Regions from separate parts of the Homo sapiens genome. Here region 1 is linked to region 2. The links are chromatin loops, found by intact Hi-C in ENCODE. Cell type or tissue: dorsolateral prefrontal cortex. All regions are shown on one strand. Each heading gives the region's core, and the rest is flanking DNA. Links, peaks and the distances in the headings are about the cores only.

Region 1 (11,322 bases), core at 1,398-9,397, 55 kb before region 2:
AAACAAGGTTTGCTCTTAGAGATATGGCAATATTTATAGGACTTGTACACAGGAAACATGAAAGGAAATGGAATTATTCCTTTATGTTCCTTACAATATGAGACCAGATAAGTTCCTAGCCACTCTCTACTTTCAACAGGCCCCAAACACTTGGTCTCTCCTGACCTTCTACACTGTAGCAAAGTGGCTGGGAGGACTTCCTCTGGCTCAGAGTCTCTGTCCTGAATGTTTACATCTTGGTAAAACTGTGGCAGCAAGTTAGATACCTGAGAACTTAGAGTCTAGCTAGACTAGATTCTTGGGTCTGTCACTAACTCATTTGGAGACCTTGGGAAATGGTTTGGCCTAAGTCAGTAGGTCTCAGCCTTTGCTTCAACCTTCACATTATCTCATGTTCTATATGTGCTCACCAGAAACACCTCTCAGGCCAGGTGCTGTGGCTCATGCCTGTAATCCTAATGCTTTGGGAGGCCTAGGTGGGAGCATCACTTGAGCCCAGGAGTTTGAGGCTGCAGTGAGCTATGATCATGCCACTGTACTCCAGCTTGGGCAACAGAATGAGACCCTGTCTCTAAAACAAAACAAAACAAAAACATCTTTCATTAGACATAGATTGTCAATGAGTGTGGCCACCTCCACGCATTTTCTGATTCTCACTGAGATCTCTGAACAAGATGATCTTAGTGTGTTTCACGCATCCCCCTCCTTGCACTTTTAAGTCTTAGGATTCTAGATATAAATTCTCATCAAAAGAGCTTTGAAAAAAACAGGCTCCTACACAATTATGCTTGCATATACTTAGAAAGAAAGATTTAAAAGAAGATGTTAACAGTTGTTTTCTCTGGGAAAGGAACCTAGGGGCCTAATTGTTAAGGAAAAAAAGAGACTGACTCTTCACCGTATACCCTTTATTTTATTTTATTTTATTTTATTTTATTTTATTTTATTTTATTTATTTTATTTTATTTTATTTTATTTTATTTTATTTTATTTTATTTTATTTTATTTTATTTTATTTTTATTTATTTATTTTTTTTGGGAGAGGGCCTGGCTCTGTCACACAGGTTGGAGTGCAGTGGTATGATCTCAGCTCACTGGAATCTGCACCTCCTGGGCTTAAGCAATCCTCCCACCTCAGGCTCCCAAGTAGCTGGGACTACAAGTGCATGACATCATGCCTGGCTAACCTAGTAGAGAAAAATAAAATAAAATTAAAAAATATTTTTAAAAAGAAAAAACAAAAAGGGAACCTCTGGAAGAAGAGTATGGCTGAAGTGGACCTACAGGCTAAGTAGGTAGACAACTAAGAAGGTCTGTTTCCTCCCTTATTCCCTCCCTTCCTTTTCTAAACCTCTTTACTTTCTTGGAAATGACCTTCAGTGCCTGCCACGAACCAGCCACCATGATTGAGTGGGTATTAATTCAGTTTCCTGTACTTTAGTCATTCACACAGCACCTTCTTGAGTTTTGCCACATCTGCCCACCAGCTACATCATAATTAACTTAAAGTTTTTCTTTAAATTAACTCCCTTTCCCTTTTTTCTTTAACTTACCAGCTGGGCGCGGTAGCTCACACCTGTAATCCTAGCACTTTGGGAGGTTGAGGCGGGTGGATCACCTGGGGTCAGGAGTTCGAGACTAGCTGGGCCAACATGGCAAAACCCCATCTTTACTAAAAATACAAAAATTAGCTAGGCGAGGTGGTGCGTGCCTATAATCCCAGCTACTTGGGAGGCTGAGGCAGGAGAATCGCTTGAATCCAGGGAATGGAGGTTGCAATGAGCCAAGATTGCCCCACTTTACTCCAGCCTGGGTGAAAGAGCGAAACTCTGTCTCAAAATAAATAAATACATTAATTAATTAACTTACCTAACTACTTTAGTCTTGCACTAATCAATAACATTCATAAAATGATTTGGTTTGTCAATTATTTTTCTAATGCCTATGAAACTAAACATTGACTATTAGAATTTAAAATGTCTGCCCCCGTGTCTGGGTTACACGTGCCACACTCTGGAATTCACTAGCAATAACTCATTCGGTCCCTGCAACTACTCTCTGAGTAGAAATTATCTTCCTCATCCTACACATGAGAAAACTAAGCTTCAGAGGGGTTAAGTAACTTGCCCAAGGAGACAAAACTAGCAAAGGCAGAGTAAGACTTAAAACCACTCTTGTCTCCAAGGCCTGCATTCTTTCTTTTTATTTTCTTTTTAATTTTTTTTTAGACAGAGTCTCACTCTGGTGCGCAGGATAGATTGCAGAGGTGCGATCTCGGCTCACTGCAACCTCTGCCTCCCAGGTTCAAGTGATTCTCCTGCCTCAGCCTCCGGAGTAGCTGGGATTACTGGCGCCCGCCACCACCCCAGCTAATTTTTTTGTATTTTTAGTAGAGACAGGGTTTCACCATGTTGGCCAGGCTGGTCTCGAACTCCTGGCCTCAAGTGATATACTCACCTCAGCTTCCCAAAGTGCTGGGACTACAGGCGTGAGCCACCACACCCCGCCCCTGCATTCTTTCTTCTAATATTGCCCTAAAGTGGAAGGAAGGGAAAAAAAAGAGTAATACAAAAATGAGACCCGTCCACAGAGGTTCAATGCATTTGATCCAGCCCACTGGTTCAGGCCCTGCAACAAGCCAAGCCCCAGCATCCATTCTTGCCTCCCTGGCAGATGTCTTGCTTCCTCCACCACAAACAAGTCCTGTGTGGTGCGAACTTGGAGACTGATTTGTGTTTGCCAACTGGTGGCTTTGCTCTGAGCGCAGATCCCCCCGCCATGGCTCTGCTGGTGCCAAGGCTCCTAGAAGCCTTTCTAAGCCTTGCCCTTTCAGGTTCCTAACCCTGCCTTCTCACTCCACCATCCGTCAGATCCCACCTTTGTGCTACCTTCCTGCCCAGGCAGACAGGCCAAGGCTTTGCCCTCATGTTGGGGCTTGCTATTTTAGGTAGTGGATTTATGAGAGAGGGCGTTCATTCTGTAAAGTTTGAAAGCATCCTTTTATCTTCTCTTGTTACTAACACCATCTAGTTGCCTAGCACAGAGAAGACACAGAGAAGACACATTCGCTTGGCAAAGGAGGGAAGGATTCTCTGCCACCTCCCCCTTGGCCCCTTCACCTTTGGTCCCCCTACCAAAGAGGAGGCTGGGGTGTGGTCCTTCCGTGAAACTGAGAGAGCACGATTAGGGCCATGTGAGGACCTGGACTCAGTCTGCCTCCCTGCTGCATTCTCTGCCTGCCAACAGTCCACTCTGAGTTTGGTGGTAGAGGTAAGGGGTGGAAGTAGAGCGTTAGACGTAATAGAGCAAAGGAACTAATACTTATTATGGGCCTACTGTTTGTCAAACACTGCTGTTGATCCTTCATATCTGTTACCTCATCTAATACTCTCAACAACCTACAACCATAACAAACAGGTATTATTAGGCTCATCTTACAGATTAGTAAATCCAACTCTGGAAATCTAAATCAATTACTTAAGGCCACACAGCTACTAAAAGGCAGAGCCAAGATTTAAGCCCAGTACTGATTCCAAAGTCCACACTGTTTTCACTATACCAGGCCACCTCCTCTATGGATGAAACATAGTTACAAGGGCACTTAGAAATTATTTAGTTCAAAGGCCAGGTGTGGTGGCTCATGCCTGTAATTCCAGCACTTTGGGAGGCCGAGGTGGGCGGATCACTTGAGGTCAGGAGTTTGAGACCAGCCTAGCCAACACAGTGAAACCGTGTCTCTACTAAAAATACAAAAATTAGCCGGGCATGGGGGCAGATGCCTGTAATCCCAGCTACTTGAGAGGCTGAGGCAGGATAATCTCTTGAACCTGGGAGGCAGAGGTTGCAATGAGCCGAGATGGTACCACTACACTCCAGCCTCAGTGGCAAAGCAAGATTCTGTCTCCAAAAAGAAAAAAGAAAGAAAGAAAGAAAGAAAGAAAGAAAGAAAGAAAGAAAGAAAGAAAGAAAGAAAGAAAGAAAGAAAGAAAGAAATTGTCTAGTTCAGTATTTCCCAAGTTGTATGCTTCGGAACACCAGTTCCTCAGATATAAGGAGAGGGAGGCCAGAGAATTTTGGAGAAACTTGGCCTAAATGAAATTAGATAGATGTCTTTACTGCAGGCCTTCTCAGAGCCTTTAATATTCAAATGCACATATGAATCTCCAAGAAGGAGTTACAGTGTGTCACATCACCCCAGTTACCCAGGGAGACTGTTTGTTTTGGCTGCAAAATATCCAAGAAACTAGTGTTTTACAGAACAGTTCGGAAAACACTTATCTGTCAGACTCCTTTATTTTACATATAAAAAGGGAGGCAGGAGACCCGCCCAAGTGATATGACAAGCTAAAGCACCATATTTCCAAACACACCACAACCTCACTCCTGTCCTGCTTTCCTGTCCCAGTAGAGAGACTCTGCTCATTTCATCAGTCATTAAAGAATGCAGTAAATACCTACCACGTGCCAGGTCTGGGGGTAAACAAGACATCATAACAAGATACAGTGGAGAGGCCACCACCTGGGAGTGTGGTGGTGGCATTAAGACTGGGGCTGCACGTGGGACTGTACCTGAACCAGGCTTAAGGGGGTAGGGAAGCCTTCCTTGGGGACTGTGCAGGTCACAGGATGTCAGCTCCTGTGAGGTGCCAGCATGTTTCCTGAGCATCTGAAATAACTGCCCCCTCACCCACACATCCATCATAAACAGGAGGGCCATTTTGAGACCAGTCCCATCCTCAAAACTCTTCTTCCTCTTGTGACAGTAAAAGAAGCAATTGGCATGAATACAGATTCCTTTTTAATTCTGCTACCATTGGATGAAATCTCTCTGCAGTGTAGGCTAAAGAGATTCCTGAGGTGCCTGACCACAGAATGATCGCAGAATGTCCGTGCAGAAAGAGATCTCAGTGACCAGCTAACCCAGACCATGTTACAAGTGGGGGAAGTGAAGCTGGAAGGGCTTGCCTTCATGGCCTTGTGGTCATGTCCGGTGTGTGTGCCTGATCTCTTGCTAACCCACAGTTTATGCTCAGAGTGGCACTTAAGCTCTCCGAAGCGGGAAGTCAAAATGTAGCATTTGTGAGCCTGCATCCCATACGTGGGAAATAGGTGGAGGAGGGGAAGCACCCACATCCTGTGCCCTCCTCCTAGGAGCCCTCACAGTAGATCTCAGAAAAGCAACACTAGCTGCCCCAGATTCCAGGAGGTGGGTACTGGGTCCTTGTATAGGTAGACTCTGTGTGTACATCACATTGTGCCCTTGGGTGGGTCAGTACTCTTCTCTGGGCCTGTCTCTTCACCTACAAGAAGAAGGAGGTTGGGTTTGGAATGTTTCCTTTAGCTGTAAAGTTCTGTGTATGCTCCAGGGAGGAGCTTGAAGTCAAAGACCAAAGCACCGCTGACACCACACATCCTCTCCTCTCAACGCCCGTGCTCTGCTATCTCAACCTTTTAGCCCCTGGACACTTACTGGGCACATTTTCTCTCTGGAGGTTATAGAACCTGCATTCAGGAGACTCAAAACCCAGGATGGGTGGGCCTTGCTGCTGGCAGAGTGTAAATTACAAAAACTTGCTGGGGCAAGAGTGGGCCTGATGGGGCTGCTCTGAGAGCTGCAGGGAGGGAGCATCAGCCTGCCCTGAGGGATTCTGGAGAGCATGGCCCCTCACCCACTGCTGGGCCTACAGCTGCAGCATGGACCAGGGCCAGGCCCCATAGCTACAATGCGGAGGTGTTGAAATGGTGCTGCCTGTTGCCTTGACAACCCAGCACATGGGCCCTAGCAGTTCTCAAGCATCCGTCCCTGAAAGCAGAGACCATCCTTCCATCCTGCACTTCCTCCTTACTTAGTGGGCATTTTTCTGAGGGCAGAGGTGGGTGTTAAGTAACCATCCTAGAGGAAGTGCCCTCTGCCGTTCAGAGTATCTCTGGAGTCCAGCTTTCAGTCCAGAAACTTGGCCAAAAGGATGGCCATGATGATAACAGATCTGGAAACCCCATTCTTTTGGGAATGTGTTAAGTCATTACCCTCCGGCTGGAGATGTGTAGCTGCCGGAAATGGGAGCATCATGGTTATGGTCTCCTGTGGTTGATGAAATATGTGACAGTGAAGAGGGGTTAGCTTGGTTTGGAATGGGCTCCCAGATAGAAGTACCTGGGAGTAGGTTTGGGCTAAACCTAAGGACAACACCTTCTAGAACTCGGATAAAGGGAAATAGTACTTCAAGTATAATGATTTATCTACTACCCCAGAAGGACAAATGGAGGCTTAATGACAGAGACGGAAATGTTCTGGAGACAATTGGCAGACTGGCCAGAGTCAGGAGTGTTATGTTAGATGGTTCATTAAGATCCTCTTTGGTGGGGCGCGATGGCTAATGCCAGCAATCCCAGCACTTTGGGAAGCCAAGGCAGGCGGATCGCTTGAGCTCAAGAGTTTGAGACCAGCCTGGGCAAAAAAGGAGACCCCTTTTCTACAAAAAATGCAAAAATTAGCTAGGCATGGTGGCACATACCTGTGGTCCTGGTTACTGGGGAGGCTGAGGTGGGAGGATGGCTTGAGCCTGGGAGGCAGAAGTTGCAGTGAACCTAGATCACACCACTGCACTCTAGCCTGGGTGACAGAGCTAGACCCTGTCTCAAAAAAAACTCCTCTTCAATGGGAGTCTTGAACCCTGGAAAATGCCTAATAGGAAGATGCTTGCCATTCCCAGCAGAGGTTGTCCAGAAGTGCCTTCCTTCCTCTAAGACCATTTGTACACTCGTCCAAACACCTCTGGATTCATCAACCCACATCGTTTCCCTCACCACTGACTCTGTCATTCCTATTTTAGGGGCTTTAGTAATAAACACCCTTGAAACCATTTCTTGAGATTCTAATTTATCTTTTCAGTCTTGAAATTCCTGAAGAATAAAGAAGCTCTCTTCTCTGTTGAGACATGTGGCTCCTAGGCTGGGATTTCAATACCAGGTGCTGCTTGGGGGGTTTTCAGTATATAATGTTTTCCACTTTCTTTACCAAGCTGGCATTATTTTATATTTGTGATTGGTGGCTCACAGATTAATCCTTCTGCTTTGATTTCTTGATGAGAAAATTAGAAATTTGGCTACTGTTCACTGCCATCTTCACTCTGCCGGGCTGTTTGGGAAGTGGAATGCTAATTTGGTGTTTTTCCATCTCTTCTAGAGAAAGTGAATAATGATTTAATTTACAGCAATATAAATGATCGGTGAGACCTGAGATACCCCCAAATCCCTACTTATTGAGAAGCTGCTCAGGGAAAGTGTGACTATTTCCCCTAGTAATATTCTGTGGTGCCTGTCCAAAAACTTATATAGGAGCATAATCAGACTTGAGCTCAGAAAATACGGGTTTTGGTCACGCTTCCCTCACTGTGATAAATCACTCAGCCTCTTTGGACCTTTGTTTTTTCGTCTGCAAAATGGAGATTGAGCCATTCATTTATTCAACAAATACCTGATTTCCTACAATGCACAAAGCACTGCGTGCAAGACAGTTCTCTAACTTATGAAATTGATGCATGCACGAATTGATTAAGTTATATCTGTAAAAAAGCTTTGTGAATTATGAAGTGCAATGTGAAGAGAAGGGGTTGTTATTTATAAGATGCGATCTAGAATGTTTTTCCACTTCTAATAAAGCCCATTGTGTCCAGTAGTAGGGAAGTCTTTCTGAGCAATGATCCCACTCCTTTTGTGGCTGATAGTACTGGAAATAAACAAGAACAGCCATTTTTTCTTCCTCCTGTCCTGTCCCTACCGAGAAGTCTACTTATTTGTGAGACCATGGAGGCCTGCCTTCTTCTCGGCTTGAGTTCTCATCAGTCAGCTGAAAGTCTGCTTAACTACTAGGACCTCTCTAGACACAAAGAAGCTCCACACATGTCCTAAGTTGGATAAGGCATCAGGGCCCTTTTTCTGTAGTGGGGAAGCTTAGGAAGGCAGCAAGATGTGGAGTGACAAACAAAAACAAAATACAAATAAAAGAAAAAAAATCACAGAAATTTCTTAAAGAACTAATAGTAGATCTACCATTCAATCTGGCAATCCCACTACTGGATATCTACCTAAAGGAAAAGAAGTTATTATATCAAAAAGACACCTACACGTGTATGTTTATTGCAGCACAATTCACAATTGCAAAGATATGGAATCAACCTAAGTGTTCATCAGCCAATGAGTGGATAGAGAAAAGGTGGTACATATACACCACGGAATACTACTTAGTCATAAAAAAGAATGAAATAATGTCTTTTGCAGTAACTTGAATAGAGCTGGAGTCCACTACTCTAAGTGAAGTAACTCAGGAATGGAAAACCAAATACCATATGTTCTCATGTGTAAGTGGGAGCTAAGCTATGAGGATGCAATGGCATACAGAGTGACATAATGGACTTTGGTGACTCCAAAGGAGAGTGGAGAGGGTTTAAAAAAATGACATATTAGGTACAATGAACATTACTCCGGCGACAGGTGCACTAAAATCTCAGACTTCACCACTATAAAATTAATCCATGTAACAAAAACCATTTGTACCCCAAAGCTGTTGAAAAAAGAAATCATCACTCATACAAACATCTTTACAATTCTTTAGTGCCATAACTTTCACCTAGTTACTTAACTGATGAGCCTCCAGCTCCTTCTCTGTAAAATGAGGATTATAACCTATAGCCTACTCACTATGCAAAGCTGTTGTAAAGCTTCAATGAGACAATGTTGTGAAAACACATTATAGAATGAAAAGACCATGTACCAATGTCAGGGGTTTGTTCAGTGCTTACCACCTGAACTTGCATTAGCGATTGTCATATCTGCATGTCCCCATGCATCCAGATTACTAACATCGGCTTGGGCTACAACCACAAGTGATGGTATCTGATTTTATGATTGTTATCTATTTAAAGAGTTTCTAACACTTCTGGATATCTATGTACAACGCTTCTAAATACCTATGTAGAATCATTTTCCAGGCACAGAAGTTGAAAACTGATTTTACCTGACAGCCCAGCTGTATGGCAAATATTGCCCAATTCCTAGGAAGGGTAACTCTATTTACTTTTCCTATTTAAGCTACAATCATTCCAAAGTCATGGCCACCTACAGGTTTACAGATGTAACTTTATTTCCATCTGTACTGAGATATAATGAGAGTACTAAGCCCTAGCACCCCTCCTTGCAAAACCTCCTGGATATCTCCCCACAGTTAAATCTACTGACAGACAGGAATGATAACTTAGCATGTATAACACACTTGGAATTTATGACTTATTTCATCAGTTCTCCCTTAGACCCTCCTTTAGAAAGATGGTCAATAAGACACTGGTGAAGAAATCAGGTCCCAGGTGATGCCATGAGCATGATAAATCACTGTTTCCATGGATAAGACTTGTGTGATTAATTCCTCCACTAAAATCCTACAGAGTCGGTTGGTTTTGACATTAATAATAAAGGGGGCTGGGTCCAGTGGCTCACACCTGTAATCTCAGCACTTTGGGAGACCAAGATGGGAGGATCGCTTGAGCCCAGGAGTTTGAAACCAGCCTGGGCAACATAGCAAGACCCCGTCTCTACAAATTTTTTTTTTTTAATTAGCTAAGCGTGGTGGCACGTGCCTATAACCTCAGCTACTTAGGAGACTGAGTTTGAGTCCAGGAGTTTGAGGTTACAGTGAGCTATAATCATGCCACTGCACTCCAGCCTGGGCAACAGAGTGAGGCCCTATCTCAAAATAAAATAATAATAATAATAATAATGGGATCGTGAGAGCTTCATCCATGGAATCAATGAAACCAGTTGGTGCTGCCGGCCTTTCAGAACTCCACTGTTAATGATTTCTAGAGGCATTTTCCTCTAGCTGGTACAAACATTTCTCTCCTTCATAGACAGGTAACCTCATTTTCTCCAAGGTGGAACAGGGAGTTTGGGGTTCTGAGAAGGGAAGTGACTTGTGCAAAGTCATGAAATGAGCTGGCTGCAGAGCCAAGACCACAGCACTTGGCACAAAGTTGGTGCCCAAGAAATAATTGATGAACGAATGACTGTATGAACCCAAATCTGGAACTCACTTTTCTCCCCTGACTATCCTTTACAAGAAGCCACTCAGATTCCAGCCGCGTTTTCTCCTCTTCAGGGATGAAGTGGCTTTCCCTAAGCCTTACAAAGTCCTAGTCCTGGACTGTCCAATAAAATTGCCACATGCCACGTGTGGCCGTGAAACACTTGAGATGCAGCTGATTCAAATTAGAATGAGCTGTAAGTCAATCTCAAATTCTGAAGGCTTACTGTGAAAAAAACTAAATTATCTCATTATAACTTTTATATTGATGACATGTTAAAATGGCAATAGTTTAGATTAACTGGCTTATATAAAATCTAATAATATCATGAAAACTAATTGTTCCTGTTCCTTTTTACTTTTTAAAAAGGGCTACTGGAACATTTTAAATTCCATTTACAGCTTTCATTTATGGTTTGCATTCTCCTTCTCTTGGAAAGCACTGTAATCTAGTCTATAAAAGTTTTGGAAAAAGAATTACATACTGAATTGTTAACCTTTCAATAACAATTACTTCTTCAGGCTAGCCAAGAACCCAGGAAACACAGGTAAGGGTAATAATTTTGTTTTCAACACAAAAGAAACATTTCTCTTTACCCTTATCCTTTCCCTAAAGTTTCCACTGGACCCTCCTTAATTGTGTAACTGAAAAGCTGGGACACTCGCTGAGGTATTGGTAGTGGGCTGGCAGCTGGCTGGCCAGCCCAGGAGGTGGGATGCCTAATCAGAATAGCCACCACCCCCATCCCAGCTGCCACAGGCACAGACCTCCCGTGTGAACAGGGGAAGTGTTTTTCAGTATACTTTTGGTGGACAAGTTTTAATAAAACTAATTACTGTAATAGCTAACGTTTATATAGCACTTTACAATGTAGAAAAATACTTTCCCATATGTCACCACTTTTTTCTTTTTTTTTTGAGACAGAGTCTTACTCTGTCACCCAGGCTAGAGTGCGGCCTGATCTCGGCTCACTGCAACCTCTTCCTACTGGGCTTAAGTGGTTCTTCAGCCTGGGACTACAGGCATGAGCCACCAACATCCGGCTATTTTTTGTATTTTTTGTAGAGACAGGATTTTGCCATGTTGGCCAGGCTGGTCTTGAACTCCTGAGCTCAAAGTGATCTGCCTGCCTTGGCCTCCCAAAGAGCTGGGATTCCAGGCATGAGCCACCATGCCCGGCTTCCTCATTTGATTCTCATGGCAACTCTGTGATATGGGCATTACTGTGATCCTGTTTGACAGATAA
Region 2 (11,322 bases), core at 2,300-10,299:
TGTCTCTACTAAAAATACGAAAATTAGCCAGGCCTGGTGACGCATGCTCTAATCCTAGCTATTCAGGAAGCTGAGGCATGAGAATCACTTGAACCTGGGTGGAGGTTGCAGTGAACCGAGATTGTGCCACTGCAGTCCAGCCTAGGTGACAGACTGAGACGCTGGTTCAAAAAAAATAGGTGTGGTGCAAGCAAGGGGTGCTCCTGCGGCTATGCCTGTCCCATAACATGGGCCTTACTGACTCTGTAGCATGCCTCAAACCAAGCTGCTCACTTCCAAGCTTTGGCAAAATGCTTGGTGATGACTGCATGGTCCTCTAAGTGCCTATTAATTCTGACAGTCCATGCCTTTGTGATTGTTCCATATTGGAATGGTTTGGGATTCTCCTGAGACAAATCCCAACCGAGGAAACAAAGGCTGATTGACACAAAGCCTGTAAAAGGAGGTGCAGGAAGAATTTTCCACCCCTGGCCAGAGTCCAAACTAGCCCCTATTAACATGTGATGAATGAAGGGTGATGCACCCAGGACTTTTGATCTTTATAATCCCCAAGCTGTCCAGTTCAGGAAACTGCTCATTCTCCTAGCCAGGCCCTGGCTCCAGGAGGTCTCAGTCATAAAGGCGTGTCTCAGGGAGGAGCTACTAGGACAAGCAATGGTTCCTTATGCTGGCTCTACTCTGAAAACTGCCAAAGCATCACTTAGTGGTGATGCTTCTTTGAGAAACGTGGGGGTTGGATGGCCTTTTTGTGTTATAAGTCAGAATGTTCGTTGCAGCCACAACTTGTAAGGCCATATCACCAGCTGGAGTAAAAGACAAGGCCTCGCAAGCCTTTCATTGTCCACCTCCGTCACCCAAGGGACTGACCTCCTTCCTAGAGCTTTGACAGGAGTCGTGTCATCTTTTCCTTTTTAGTCTCTCTGACAATGCCTCACTCCTCCCAGGAAAATATAACAACGCCAGTCTTGAAAGTAACAGCCCTACTCAGCTCCAGATGGGAGAGCTTATTGGGCTATGAAGGGTACGGCGAGAATGCTACTCACACACAGTTTCATGCGTGCATGGATAAGTCGGTCATTGGTTTTCCCATATAATTATAGAGACCATCTAAGTCTTTGTAAGTCCTAGCCTTTTCTTAGAGAACCCTTAGTCTTAATTCTCTCATATAGTTATCTGAGTCTAACGTTGCCTGTAATCTGGGTCTTTCTCTTGGCAGTTTACTAAGAAATCTCTACTTTCTTCTTATTCTATTTATACTCAGACTAGAATAGTCCTGCTATATTCCATTACTTTGCAGAAACACCCTTAGTTCTGAGTCATTAAAATCCAGAAAGACTCGGTTTCAAATACCACCTGTGGACTTCGGAAAGCCACATAATGTCTCTGAACTTTGTTTTCCTCACCTATGAAATAGGGGGCTATGAGGAATAAATGCAAGAATTTATGTGCCACACTTGGCCTCATGCCTTACATACAGCAAGCACTGAATACAGGGGAGCCAGTTTATTATACCACTTGCCACAGCTAAGCCTTTCTGAGCCTCCAGTTCTCTTTAATCTCTGAAGCTCAGGTTTTAGATGCCCTCACATTGACAAAAGCATTGGCTTTTTCTTCCATTTCTTTCTCTTATCTTTGATAACTTGCTATGTATTTTCTCTTTTCTTATCTCCTTATAGATAATTCTCTGAGTAACCTGAGCTCTGTTGGCACTTGTACCCTTAGCTTAGAGATTTTTTTTTTTTGAGACAGAGTCTTGCTCTGTTGCCCAAGCTGGAGTGCAGCAGTGCTATCTCAGCTCACTGCAACCTCTACCTCCCGGGTTCAAGCAATTTTCCTGCCTCAACCTCCCAAGTAGATGGGATTACAGGCACCTGCCACCACGCCCAGCTAATTTTTATATTTTTAATAGAGATGGGTTTCACCATGTTGGCCAGGCTGGTCTCGAACTCCTGACCTCAAGTGATCCACCCATCTCAGGGTCCCAAAGTGCTGGAATTACAGGCATGATCCACCGCGTCTGGCCACAATCTTTATTATAAGTACACACTATACTTCCTTCTTACCCATCCATTCTTAACACTGCCATCTTAAGTCAATCAGCATATGCTCATAGAGAACTTAACAAGACTACAGGCAGCATTTTCATGTCAAATAGGACACCTTAATTTTTCTTCAAGTGAATCACTAAGAGTTAGTGATAAATGAGGGCTTCCAGTCAAAAAAATTGTTTCCTGATTTAGTTTGAGTTTTGTAATGCCTGTGACAAGGGTGTATGATTGATTGAGATATCTAAACAACCAATTTTCTTTTTTGGACATATGCTGCACACATTCTAGATTCTTTTTTCCTCCTGAGATTCTGTTTAGGCCTCACCCCTTCGGCAAGAATAACAATAATCATATGGCACGTTGTCTACATGTGTGGGTTTCTGGAATCTACAGAGAAAAAATAAGTGTGAAACCCCTATCACGAATCTAGCCAGGATAGCTCCAAGGAAAGGCAAAAGAGAGCTCTTAAATGTTAGAGTCGGCCGGGTGTGGTGGCTCATGCCTTTAATCCCAGCACTTTGGGAGGCTGAGGCGGGTGGATCACCTGAGGTCAGGAGTTTAAGACCAGCCTGGCCAACATGGTAAAACCCCGTCTCTACTAAAAATACAAAAATTAGCTGGACATGGTGGTGGGCGCCTGTAATCCCAGCTACTCGGGAGGTTGAGGCAGGAGAATCACTTGAACCTGGGAGATGGAGGTTGCAGTGAGCCGAGATTGTACCACTGCACTCCAGCCTGGGCAACAGAGTGAGACTCTGTCAAAAAAAAAAAAGAGTCAAGAAACAGTAAGTTTTAGCCATCAGGAAAATACAAATCAAAACCACAAAGAGGTATCACTTCCCACCCACTAGAACAGCAATCACCAAAAAGACAAGTAATAACAAGGATTGGCAAGGTTGTGGAGAAATCAGAGCCTTCCTGCAATGCTGGTGGGAATGTAAAATGGTGCAGTTGATTTGGAAAACAGTTTGGCAGTTCCTCAAAAGTTTAAACATAGAGTTACCATATGTTTCAGCAATCTCACTCCTAGGTATATACCCAAGAGAAATGTCCGCATATGTCCACAGAAAACCTTGTATATGCATATTCATAGTAGCATTATTCATAATAGTCAAAAAGTATAAATAACTCAGATGTCCATCAACTGATGAATAAATAAGTCAAATGTAATGTATCTGTCTAGCAGAATAGTATTCAGCAATAAAAAGGAATGAAGTAGTGATACATGCTACAACACAAATGAACTTTGAAAACATTTTGAGAAGTGAAAAGAGCCAGACACAAAAGACCACATAGTGTATTGTTCCTTTTATAGGAAATGGACAGAATAGGCAAATCCACAGAGACAGAAAGTGGATTTGTGGTTACCGGCAGCTGAGGAGGATTGGGGGAAATGGGACTGACTACTCATCAGTACAGAGTTTCTCTTTAGGGCAAGGAAAATGTCCTGAACTCAACTGTGGTGATGGGTGTTCAATTCTGTGACTGCACTAAAAACCATGGAATTGTATGCTTTCATTAGGTGAGTTGTATGGCATGTGAATTATATCGCTAGAAAATGGTTATATTAAAAATAAAAAGGCCAGGTATGGTGGCTCACCCCTGTAATCCCAGCACTTTGGGAGGCCAAGGCAGGCAGATCACTTGAGGTCAGGAGTTCAAGACCAGCCTGGCCAACATGGCAAAACCTCGTCTCTACTAAAAATACAAAAATTAGCCAGGCATGGTGGCGCATACCTGTAATCCCAGCTCCTTGGGAAGCTGAGGCAGGAGAATTGCTTGAACCTGGGAGGCAGAGGTTGCAGTGAGCCAAGATCACACCACTGCATTCCAGCCTGGGTGACAGAGCGAGATTCCACCTCAAAATAAATAAATAAATAAATAAATAAGCAGTACAAGATCTTATCTTGATGACAAAGACCAAAGATCAAAAGACAGTTTGTATAACTTCAAGCCCTAGGCTAGTAGCAGCATGAAACTGGTCATACGTGCTGTAAGGAAGGCACTCTAAGAAAATCCAAACCTTCTAAAACAGATAAAAGTGGATCATCTAAAAAGATGCTTCAATACCACCTTGCCTAGGCTGCTATAAATTAATTATTCTGCAAACCAATCTGGATTGTTCAGGAATAATATTTATAAGTTAAAAGCTAAATCTGTATCCGGTGCTATTTAGCAATCACACCAGGTAAAGGTGTTATTGGCCCATTGTGCCTACTTCACGCCCTGTGAACAACCCATAGGTCATTCTAATCCCTGCCTAGGAGTTGTTTATAGGATCTGATTTAGCACTCTGCCTGTAACATGGCAGCTAAAATCAGCTTAGCCATCTGTCTCAAATGTTCTCAGTTCACCTCTTCCTATGAGTAAGTAGCAAAAGTAAAAAATGGTGTTCCTATATTCAGTAATAACCAACTGAAAAAATATAATAAATAAGGCCCTACTGACAATGGCAACAAAGAATACCAAATGCATGAGACCTACATACGGGAACTATAAAATTTTACTGAAGGACATAAAACAGAAGGCCTGAATAAAAGGAACGATATTCCATGTTCTATGGGAAATTTGGTACTGAAAAGAAATCAATCTTCTCCAAACTATCCCAAAGGTTCAATGTAATTCCAGTGAAAATTCTAGTGGAAAAATGAGTGTGCGAGAGTGTTGTGTGTGTGAGCGTGTGTGGGCATGCATGCACACGCATGTAGACAAGCATGTTTGCAGGGGTTGAGGGCACAATTTGGACAAATTAATTCTCCAGTTTTCTTGAATGAGACTATAGCCAAGGGTTTTTTGGAAAACAAAAACAGTGAGAATGAAATGAAGAAAGATCTTCTACAGAATTAGAGGAACAGAATAGAGACCAGAAATAGGCCCTTGTATTTATGAGAAATTTGTAAATGGTATTGGGGTAACTAGCTAGCATAAGAGGCCATGGCCTGGCCTGCTACTGAAGAGGCCCCAAGCTGGAAATCTTTATTGCATGGAAAGCCCTTATATTAAATTGAAAAGCTCTAGGCTTATAGCACAGGTAAAAATCTGTTAACAAGGATCCAGACATCAAGACATCTAGAAATCAAGTGTAGATCACAGGGCGGTTATGGAATAGTGACACTGTCATGTGAGGCAGAGCTGGAAACTATTGTATTAATGATATGACTCCCCATAATCCTGGGTTTGAAAGCAGGGGAGATACAGCAGACTCCTCTAATTCAGTCCTGGCTGTCTAAGCTCTGCCATCTCGGTGAGAATGAGCAATATGTGGGCCTTAGGGAGCTGTGACATCTTCCCTTTAAGGAGCTAAGTAAGTGCTTGCCACCACTAACTACATGTTAAGTGTCTTAATTCTGCAGACTCAGAAACTAACAGGGGTGCCCAGGTGTGGTGGCTTACACCTGTAATCCCAGTACTTTGGGAGGCTGACGAGGGAGGATTGCTTGAGCCCAGGAGTTCAAGACTAGTGTGAGAACCATAGTGAGACCCTGTCTTTAAAAGATAAATAAATAAAAATAAATATTTAATGAACTAACAGAGGTCTTGGCCTCCCATACCTCTCCATTGGGAAAAGTGAAAAATTAAACCTCTCTCTCACTCTATTTTTTTAAATATATTTTTTTCTGTAATTAGAGTTAAATATGAACTCTCCCTCACTCTAGACACAAAAATTAATTCCAAATAAATTAACCTTCTGATGCGACAATTCAACTTACAGGAATTTCATCTACTGAACACTCATAAAAAGTGGATCAAAATATGTAAAATAATATTTACTACAGTAATATTTCTGTTGGCCAAAAGAGTAGAAAATAATAGTTAATCTATGTTGAGGACTTACTGTGGCTTTGATTGAAGCTCTTTACACAGAGTCCCTCACTTGATCTTCACAATAGCGCTATGAAATAGGCGGTATTGTTATTTCCATGTTATAGGCAGAGAACCAGTGGTGGAGAGAGGTAATGATACTATCCAAGGTCATGCGTCTGGGTTTGCACTCCGAATATCTGGCTCCAAATCTCACTCTCTTAACTAGTACTCTTCACTGCCTCAATCCAAATGTCCATTCTTCATTCATTTATTCAAAAAACGTTAACTGAGCGCTGCCACGCTCTAGTCATTGGGATAAGCACTGGAGACACTGTGCACAAAACTAGGTATGGTCGGGTGCAATGGCTGACGCCTGTAATCCCAGCACTTTGAGAGGTTGAGGCGAGTGGATCACCTGAGGTCAGGAGTTCAAGACCAGCCTGGACGACATGGTGAAACCCCATCTGTAATAAAAACGCAAAAATTAGCCGGGTATGGTAGCTTACACCTGTAGTCCCAGCTACTGAGGGACTGAGGCTGAGAAAGGCAGGGGAATCGCTTGAACCCAGGAGGCAGAGGTTGCAGTGAGCCGAGATCATACTACTGCACTCCAGCCTGACAGCGAGACTCTGTCTCAAAAAAAAAAAAAAAAAAAAGTAGATATAGTCCCTCCTGTCATTGAGCTTACAGTCTTATGGGAGAACAAGACATACAACAATGTATACTTATAAACTGTGATGAGTGCAAGGAAGAAGGATATACAGTGCTTTCCTTTGAGACTATTTAATAGGTCACATGATGAAATGCAGGGTTTGGGGAACATTTCCCTGAAGATGCCACATCAGAGCTGAGATCTGATGGGGGAGTAGGTATGTGTATGTGTGTGAGAGCTTGAAATGTATTAGTGAAGGGAACAACTTGTATAATGACCCTGTGGCAGGAGGAAATGTGGTATAATCACTTACACCAGTCACCACAAGCACAATTTTAGGGCCCTGGCTTATAAGAAACCTATGCATGCCATCCTTTTTGCAACCTCCAAGCCAGAGGGTACTAGAGCTTGGAAGGGTGAAGGGTTACAGCAATTTGGGCCATGCCTCTAGGGGATGGGAGAGAAGGAGTTGATACGTTCCAGTTGCTGGGCTAGGACTTAGCATTCTTTGCGTGCAAACAGCACTTTGAGTAATACACATCTGCAGGATGGAATGAGTCTGTTCTCGTTTAGAGGGAGATCACTGTAGACCAGGCCTTCGGACATGTTCCCCTCCAGAAAGGAGAGACAAAGACAGATGGAAACAAATAAATGACCAGAGACAGAACTCAGTTCCAAAGATACACCATGGTAACAGTGGGAGGTCCTGGCTACTTCCAAAAGTCAGACAAAATCACACATCCACCTGCCCTCCACTGGAAAACAAGCTTCCCCAGACTCAATTCCCTGTTCAATCCATAAACACTTGGTAGGAACAAAGCACAGGATTGCATGCTGCAGGCAACAGAAAGAAATACTGTATGTACTTCTATATCTCATAGTGTTACCAGAAAGCAGTCTTGATCCAGACCCCAAGAGAGGGTTCTTGGACCTCGTGCAAGAGAGAATTCGGGGCCAGTCCATAGAGTAAAGTGAAGGCAAGTTTATTAAGAAAGTGAAGGAATAAACAATGGCTACTCCATACGCAGGGCAGCAGCGTGGGCTGCTCGACTGCTTATAGTTATTTATGGATCATATGCAAAACAAAGGGTGGATTATTCATGAATTTTCCAGGAAAGGGGTGGGCAATTCCCAGAACTGAGGGCTCCTCCCCCTTTTTAGACCATATAGGATAACTTCCTGATGTTGCCATAGCATTTGTAAACTATCATGGTGCAGGTGGGCGTGTCTTTTAGCATGCTAATGCATTATAATTAGCATAGAACGGAGAATAAGAATGACTGGAGGTCACTTTTGTGGCCATCTTGGTTTCAGTGGGTTTTGGCTGGCTTTTTTACTGCAACTTGTTGTATCAGCAAGGTCTTTGTCACCTGTATCTTGTGCCAACCTCCTATCTCATTCCGTGATTTAGAATGCCTAACTTCCTGGGAATGCGGCTCAATAGGGCTCAACCTTATTTTACCCAGCCCCGATTCAAGATGGAGTCATTCTGGTTCAAATGCCTCTGACAATAGGGCCTCAAATTATTTTTGAATAACGAGCAGTATAAATAAATAAACATAACAGGAAAAACAAGGCATACACACATAAAAAGGTCAAATTCTGCATAAAATACATTGTGAACACACCATATTAAAACAAACCAACCAAAATGCCATAAATAATAAAACGACTGGAAAGAAATATTTCTTAAAAGGTATAAATTATGTTTTGCCTCTCAAATGTGGAATTATATAGGGCTTTTTACTTTTTATTTTTTTTGAGATGAAGTCTTGCTTTGTTGCCCCCGCTGGAGTGCAATGGCATAATCTTGGCTCACTGCAGCCTCTCTGCTTCCCAGGTTCAAACGATTATCCTGTCTCAGCCTCCTAAGTAGCTGGGATTACAGGCGTGTACCACCACACCCAGCTAATTTTTGTGTTTTTAGTAGAGACAGGGTTTCACTATGTTGGCCAGGCTGGTCTCAAACTCCTGACCTCAGGTGATCCACCTGCCTTGGCCTCCCAAAGTGATGGGATTACAGGCGTAAGCCCCCACACCCAACCTATAGGGCTTTTTAAAGCTACATTTTTATATTTCCCGAAATTCTAAAATAAGCACAGACTTCATTTTTTATGGCGAGATAATAAACTTTATTTAAATTAATTAATTAATTCAATAGACATTCATTGAGTGTTCTAGCTACTAGGGATTCAGAAGTGTGTTTGGCATCTGAAGGACCGGAACGGGCAGTGTGGCTGAGGCCAAGGGAGGGAGGAAGGGAGGAGTAGGGAGTTTGGAAGGTAGCAGGATTATAAAGGTCCTTGTAAAGCATGAAAAGATTTTGGGTTTTATTCTAAATGGAATTAACTAAAACACTAAGCAAGGGTTAAATGAGGTTGGGTGTGGTGGCTCACGCCTGTGATCCCAGCACTTCGAGAAGATTGCTTGAGCCTAGGAATGAGAGACAAGCCTGGGCAACAAAGTGAGATCCTCATATCTATGAAAAAAAAAAATTATATAGGCAGTGGTGGCATATGCCTGTAATCTCAGCTACACAGGAGGCTGAGGCAGGAAGGTCGCTTGAGCCCAGGAGGTCAAGGCTGCAGTGAGCCATGATTGTGCTACTGCACTCTAGTCTGGGTGACAGAGCAAGACCTTGTCTCAAAAAAAAAAAAAAAAAAAGGGAAAAAAAGAGTTCAAATGCCCTTGCAGGAGAGATAGCAAAACAGTATAAAATTACATGGTTCAGATAGAGCAGTTAGGACTTCAGAGGAGGGTGAGGACGCTGGGCAGGAGCAGTTAGGGAAGGCTTCAAAGGAGGAGGAAAATGTTGGCTGGACCTGAAGGATGACGTCTCAGGCAGATGAGGAAGGTCATGTGGGCAGAGGGCATGCCACAGCCCTTTCCTTAACAAAATCAAAACCAAAAGCCTACCCTTAGAGATGAATATTTTAAAGGAAGGAAGCTCTGTATTGATAATGGACAACAAGACCTTTTACTTGAGATAAAAATATGTAAAAAAAAAAAAAAGATGGCTGGGAATTGTGAAAATGTTGTCTGATATACCCATATTTGCTCCCATAAGAACCCAGAGTTTGTTAAGCCTCCTGGCTCTTAAGAATATTCACACTAGGGAGGAAAAGAAAATCCCACTAGAGAGCTGCCCAGAGTTTTTGTGCTTTTCTGAACCTATGGAACAATGAAGAAGAGCTTTCAATTCTTTTTTTTTTTTCTTTTCTGCTTTCTTGTTATTCTTTTAAGTGAGACCTGCCTAGCCATCAAATACAGGCTTTTGACTGAATGCAACACAACACAAGCATAAGATATGTGTTCTGAAAAGACAAGTAGGGCTTGGCTCCCCCAAGTCATTGTAATGGTACAATTTTAGAGTGCTTCAGGTACAGACAAAGTGCCAGGCACAACATCAAGTCAACCATGAGGGTCACTCAACAAGCAATTACTGTACAAGGGGCCAGAGAAGCAAGGAAGGGGGAGGAGGCCAGGGCAGTGTTATAAAAGTAACTGAAGATTTCTTGTGTTTTGTCCTCCCACCAAACAGAAGGCAGCGTGGGCCCAGCATTACTGATCCCCAACCTAGCAACAGAAAGCAGCTCAGTGGGCTCATTCCTCCCTCAGATTTAACAAGAGCCCTTCCAACAACACCAGGTGAGCCTGGCAGTACTCACACAAGGTATAGAGAGGGAGTTCTGCTTCAAAAAAACTGAAAAAAGGCAGCCAAGGGAAGTGCTCTTCTTCCCTGCTGGGCCTGAGACTTCCATACCTCACAAAGAGATACTAGGGTAGTGGGGTGGCACTGGTGGGAGGAACTCAGCCATAACAAGCAGCCCAGCCCAGCCCAGTCCAGGAAGGCTCTCTATCCTCATAGGCCTGAAACTCCATTCCCCCAACCCAGGGACATAGGAGGTAGCCCGTGGCACCAATAAAAGAAATTCTGCCGGCCGGGTGCAGTGGCTCATGCCTGTAATCCCAGCACTTTGGGAGGCCAAGGCAGGCAGATCACAAGGTCAGGAGTTCAAGACCAGCCTGGCCAATATGGTGAAACCCTGTCTCTACTAAAAATACAAAAATTAGCCAGGCGTGGTGGTGGGCGCCTGTAGTCCCAGATACTTGGGAGGCTGAGGCAGGAGAATCACTTGAACCCGGGAGGTGGAGGTTGCAGTGAGCCAAGTTCGTGCCACTGTACTCCAGCCTGGGCAATAGAGTGAGACTCCATCTCAAAAAAAAAAAAAGAAAAAGAAAAAAGAAAAATTGATTCTGCCAAAAGGGCATGGCCTAAGAAGCCTCTTTGTCTCCACAGACCTGAGACTCCACTCATCAGTGGAGAGAAATCTAGTGGCCCTGGTCCGGGGAAAGTCCTTCTGCCCCCTTAAGCAGCACCAGCAAAGACCTGTGAGAGCCCCAGCAGTGCCAAATACACCAAACAGACCCAAATAACATTGTAAAGCCTCTGAAAATGAAACTGTCATGTAAACCACAGTCCACGAAAGTGGCCAGGACCTGTGTGCTAAATGTAAACACAGTGAGTGCCTACTAAAATAAAATATTTAAATGGGACCCTGAATATCCTAACAGACAAAATGTCTGAGATACAATTTTAAAAATCATCTGTTATACCAAGAACCAGAAAAATCACAACTTGGATGAGAAAGAACAACCAATCAACTGATCCCAACCAAGGTGAATTAAATGTCAGAATTATCTGAGAGGACTTTAAAGCAGTTGTCATAAAAATGTTTTAAAAATCAATTACCAATTCTCTTAAAACAAAAAATAGAAAATCTCAGCAATAAATAGAAGTTATAAAAAAGAACCAAT

What was found. Hi-C counts contacts between places; a loop is a spot of excess contacts. Peaks named below come from ENCODE experiments on the same cell type or tissue, not always from the same donor. Only the 100,000 strongest peaks of a DNase experiment are listed, where the experiment ranks them.
Region 1: a loop joins it to region 2, with 2.9 times the contacts of the local background. A loop is called at or near these places in 4 of 110 quality-filtered maps.

Annotation. Positions count from the first base shown.
Region 1 is chr20:2,273,989-2,285,310 of GRCh38, reverse strand. No RefSeq gene overlaps it. Among named protein-coding and RNA genes, the nearest start is that of TGM3, 16 kb to the left of the region's middle. In dorsolateral prefrontal cortex, for the core only: no CTCF peak of the experiment used is centred there; DNase peaks (open chromatin) are centred at 5,020 and 5,710; H3K27ac peaks cover 2,548 bases.
Region 2 is chr20:2,220,141-2,231,462 of GRCh38, reverse strand. It overlaps LOC124904860 (a long non-coding RNA gene), which reads right to left and starts at 6,280. Exons shown (of 2, transcript XR_007067501.1): 1 at 5,884-6,280. In dorsolateral prefrontal cortex, for the core only: no CTCF peak of the experiment used is centred there; no DNase peak of the experiment used is centred there.